2 separate regions of the Homo sapiens genome follow, and region 2 is linked to region 1. The links are chromatin loops, found by intact Hi-C in ENCODE. Cell type or tissue: heart right ventricle. All regions are shown on one strand. Region 1 has its middle 8.6 kb from the start of MIEF1. Region 2 overlaps LOC100506472 (a long non-coding RNA gene).

What was found. A loop is a pair of places that touch in the nucleus more often than their neighbours do. Peaks named below come from ENCODE experiments on the same cell type or tissue, not always from the same donor. Only the 100,000 strongest peaks of a DNase experiment are listed, where the experiment ranks them.
Region 2: a loop joins it to region 1, with 2.7 times the contacts of the local background. A loop is called at or near these places in 13 of 110 quality-filtered maps.

What each region holds. Positions count from the first base shown.
Region 1 is chr22:39,492,490-39,494,989 of GRCh38, forward strand. No RefSeq gene overlaps it. Among named protein-coding and RNA genes, the nearest start is that of MIEF1, 8.6 kb to the right of the region's middle. In heart right ventricle, CTCF peaks have their summits at 1,028 (motif pointing right) and 1,227; no DNase peak of the experiment used is centred here.
Region 2 is chr22:39,436,186-39,438,685 of GRCh38, forward strand. LOC100506472 (a long non-coding RNA gene) reads left to right here. Exons shown (of 4, transcript NR_040535.1): 4 at 1-943. It also overlaps a transcript of TAB1 not described here. Among named protein-coding and RNA genes, the nearest start is that of MGAT3, 20 kb to the right of the region's middle. In heart right ventricle, a CTCF peak has its summit at 1,195 (motif pointing right); a DNase peak (open chromatin) is centred at 1,206; H3K4me3 peaks cover 683 bases; H3K27ac peaks cover 621 bases; H3K27me3 peaks cover 63 bases.

The DNA.
Region 1 (2,500 bases):
GGTGGGCAGGGACCCTTTTGGGGATCTGGATGAAGGCTTTGGTGCCTCTGCAGAGAGGGGGTGGTTCTACAATTCTGCTCTGGGGCATCAAAATAAGTGCTCCTGCCTCAGTAGTTTTTCCTGTCAGGTTCTAAATGCCTCATCCAAGGTCACAGCCTTGTAGATTCTGGACCTGGACTCTCAGCACCGGACTCTCTGGACTCCCAGGAGCAGGTATCTCCCTCCCATGTAGCCAACCTTGAACTTGTGCTTGGACAGCACCTGGAGCCTTGGGATGTCAGGGCTTCCAAGGAGCTTCCTCTGGGCCGGGTGGGCACTGGAGTTGTCCTGGGGGTCCCCTGTGTGTGTCCTAAAGACAGTCTCAGGCGGTGGGAACAGACACTTTTTTTTTTTTTTGAGACAGAGTCTCACTCTGTTGCCCAGGCTAGAGCGCAGTGGCGCGATCTCAGCTCCTGCAATCTCCACCTCCTGGGTTCAAGCGATTCTCCTGTCTCCAAGCGATTCTCCTGTGTCAGCCTCCTGAGTAGCTGGGATTACAGGCATGTGCCACCAGGCCTGGCTAATTTCTCTATGTTTAGTAGAGACGGGGTTTCACCATGTTGGTCAGGCTGGTCTCGAACTCCTGACCTCGTGATCCGCCCACCTCAGCCTCCCAGAGTGCTGGGATTACAGGCGTGAGCCACCGCGCCCGGCTGAACAGACACCTTTTGAGCTCTGCCATGGTCCCCTGTTGGGTGGCTGTGCAACCTCCATGTTAGATGGAGAGACGGAGGCCCAGAGATGGAAGGAGGTGTGACCACAGTCCTGGTGGCCAAAGCAAGGGCTCATGTTTTCTGACCACTCGCAAAGTGTCACGCATGCATCAGTCTGACACCTGCGGGCTGGGACTGCTTGGACTTCTGGCCACACTCACAAAGCCCAGAAAGGTACCTGCTGCAGGTACTTGGAGTGGGGATGGGGTGAGGGTTGAATTCCACAGGGTTGAGGAAGTGGAGAAGATGTAGACACCCTACCTAGCCAGAAGAGGGCATTATTGACCCACATGCCGTTTAAGATCAAGTTAACAACCCTCAAATCATGTCCTATGGTGAATCATCATCATCATCATCATCATCATCATCATCATCAGTATTTACAGACATTATTGATTAAGTGCCTATTTTGTGCCAAACTCTGAGCTAAAAGACATCCCTCCCCATTATACCCATTTTCCACGTCTGTAAAAGGACCCCACAGCACCTGTGAAGTCTGCTGCTAAAAATGAACCACCTGGATCGAATCCCAAGGAAACAGTACACAAACCGGAACTGAGAGACAATCTGCAACAGACTAGCTTCTCTCATATGAATGCATTTCTTGCAATTCTGTTTATCTGAAGTGTTTGCAGAAAAGCCCAACCCCGCATCAGTTTCACCAACCACTTTCCAAATTCCTATCCTGGAATTTGGATGGCCAAGAGCTTCTAGAGGCAAAACATCAACAGTGACTCAAATGTTTGTCATGGTGGCCTCCACATGTAGCCTGGTTTTCCCACTCATCCCAGCTGACCAACGTGTGTGAGCCCAGCTGAGACCAGAAAAACTGCCTAGTCAAGTCCAGCCTAAATACTGATCCAGTCTCATGAGCCCAATTGCTGCTAAGTTTCTTGGTTTCTTACACAGCTTAATTGTGGCCATAGATAACTGGTACAGTTTGCTTTCATTTAATGACAACCTAAACTAGTGAGGCAAACTAGAAAAACCAACCCAAACCAGTGAGGCAGGCAAGGAATTTACTGGTTTACTAATGGTAAAGTTCAGGGGTAATGTCGGCTTCGGGTACAGTCACATTGTCATCCAGCTCTCTTGTGGCTGAGCACAGCTCCACTTCCTAACTTGCATTGTCCCAAGTCTCAGACAGGTTTACCCCTCATGCCTGCAAGACGGCTGCAGCAGCTTCAGGCTTCACCATCTCAGCTTTACGCTCAGCACAACAGAAATAGAGCTCCTCTCTCTCAGAGTCCTGGGTGTGGATCTCACTGACTTGATTTAGGTCACGTGAATATCCCTGAATGCATCAGTGAGACTGGAGGGGCTTGGGATGGAATCTGCCAATTCACGTAGATCAATCAGAGCCCTGTGTCTACTGGCTGAGGAAAAGGGAAGGTGGTTCTCCAAAAGAAATCTGGGGCCCAGATGGTACCTTTGGCACAGCCTCAGCTGCCTCCAACAGGCCTTTCACCAGCCACCAGCCCTTGGTCACCTCCCTCTCCTGGGTCCTCATCTGTAACACAGGACCGTCATAGGACAGACCTCCAGCGGTGATTGTGAGGATGCTCAGAGCTTGGAGCAGAGCCTGGAGCATGGTGAGAGCTCCATGAGCGTGAGCACTCAGCATCGTGGCCCCATTTGCACCTTCCATCTCCTTGCATGTGATGCGTGGGTCATGCCTCCTTTCCTGGGTCTGCTTCCCTTAGCCTCTGTGACTCATCTGTCTCGTGGCTCTCCTCTTCCTCCTCCCT
Region 2 (2,500 bases), 56 kb before region 1:
AGGAGGCTGAGGCAGGAGAATCACTTGCACCCTGGAGGCGGAGGTTGCAGTGAGTGGAGATTGTGCCACTATACTCCAGCCTGGGCAACAGAGCGAGACTCCGTCTCAAAAAAAAGAAAAAAAAAAAGGAGTTCTAACTACGTTCCAGGTATGTAGCTGACGTGTAATATCTCATTTAACCTGGCAAAGAGTTGGTATCCGTGGCCTCAGAGAGGTTTAGAAAGTTGCCCAAGATCACACAGGAGCAAAGATTTAAACTCTGGACTTTTCTTCATGTGTCATGAAGTTTCCTCCTGATTTTCAGAGACCCTTCCAGGCCTGCAAGCGATTTGACAGCCATCCCTCAGTGCCAACTAAACCTCCTGGGCAGCCTGACCCCAGGGTAGGAAGGAAGCGCCTACACCAAGGGGCCCTCTGGGAGCTGAGATCATCCTGGGGTTTTGTCGCCTGGTCTGACTTGTGCACTGGGATCTTCTCGTGCCAGGCCAGGCCCCGCCCCCTCCCCGGGACTGGGCAGACCCCCTCCCTCATGCATCTGTGTCCACTGAGGCTTCCCTCACCTAGAATGGCCCATCCTTCAGGACCCAGCTCACTCTCATCTTCTTTCCAGGGACTTATCCCCCAAGGCTGTCCTCTGTTCTGGTGAGCTCAGGGCTCTTGGAACTTGGTCTGCAGTGACTCTGGGGTTCCTGGTTAGGACCCATGTTCTCTAGGTCCCAGCACCCTGCACGGGGCAGTGTTTGTGACACTGGGCCCAGCTATTCTGAGAGAAGGACTCCAACCTTCCATCAGGTGTGGCCCGAGATGTGGGTGGCCCTGGGCATGGGGCATGGATGCATTGTGACTTTCATGGGCCTCTTCTGCAAAAAAAAAATTAAAATTATACTTTATGACTATTGGTAGAAAGATAAATATATTAATACATTAAAATTTCTCTTTGAGTAAAAGTTCATTTTCTTCTGTTTTAAAGGTAAAATATTTCCACAGCCCCCTGAAAGGATGGTGGGCCCAAGGGTTCATGCCTGCTGCACCTCATCAGGAGGGTGGCTGTGAGTCGGGGGGACCAGCGGGGCCTAAATCAGCCTCTTCAGTGCGGTGGCCTGCAGCTAACGTCCCCATCCCAGCCTTCCTGAACTTTCAACCACCCTGGGGCCTCAGACCCAGGAATAAGATTCGAGAACCGGTAGGGGGAGCTGAGGTGGGAGAATCGCTTGAGCCTGGGAGGCGGAGCTGCAGTGAGCCGAGATCGTGCCACTGCACTCCAGCCTGGGTGACAGAGTGAGACCCTGTCTCCAAAAATCCAAGAAACTTTCAAGAACAGGTGGAAAGAAATCCGGAGATGACAGAGAGGGATGTCCCCTCCCACTCTGCTCCTTTCCTCCGAGCCTTTGCCATGGCTGTGTTGGCTTCCTGGTGTGCCCTCCCTTTACCTCTAGCCAGCAACAAAGCCTGCCGGGCACCAGGCACCAGGTGTGCCGCCAAGTAGGGGCTGAGGCTGGCAGGGTGGGGAGAGGGGAGGCCGTCAGAAAGTCTCTGTTAATACTCCGGCCCTGCAGGGGCTCAGTCTCTGCGGAAGATAAAACTACACCTGGAAGTCTGGCCAAAACGGCCAGAATGGGCCCTGAGACCCAGGCCAAGGGGAGACCCCTTCTGTCTGATGAGTTCCGGAACCTTCCCAGAGCAGGTGGGCTCTGCACCGGGCCCTGGAATGCTCCTGAGGGGTCTGGGCTTCCTGGGACTGACTGCCAGGCTCCTCCTGTGCTGGCAGCTTTGCTAAAGATGACGGGCTAAACACATTCGTCCACTTTCCCTCCCTTCTCAAACCCCCTTAAAACAACAGGGAGGGATTTCTCCCTCCCTCTGCTCCCGCCATCCATCCCTCCCTCCCTTCCTTCTTCGTTCCCTCCATTCCTCCTTCCCCCTTCCCTCCCTCCTCACTCCCTCCCTTCCTCCCTTCCCCCTTCCCTCCCTTCCTTCCTCCTTCCCTCCATCCCTTCCTCCTTTCCTCCCTCCCTTCCCACTCCCTCCTTCCTTCCCTTCTCCCTCCCTCCCTTCCTCCTTCCTTCCCTCCCTTCTCCCTCCCTCCCTCCCTTCTTTCCTCCTTCTTTCCCTCCCTCCTTCCCTCCCTCTCCCCTCCTCCCTCCCTCCCTTCCTTCCTTCCAGGTATAAACCCACAAGGTTGTAGCAATCAGGAGACAACATCCACACAGGTTTTGAAGCTGAAAAGTCGATGTAGAGTGGCAACTGACTTAAGGGACACAGAAGTTACATCCCAGGTGTGTGATGGCAGCTGAATACCAGTGTGGTTTACCCTGAAGAACCACCGAAAGCTCAGCGTGAGCCAGCAGTCCCAGGTGGGGGCAAAATGAGGCGCAGTCAGGTCCCCCGGTCTCCCACCCAGAATGGCCAGGCAGTCCCGTCCTCCGCTCACCAGAGTCCACCCAGAGATAGCGGCACTGCCACAGCACTGGAAGCAGAGCAGTCGGGTGCTTCTGGGCAC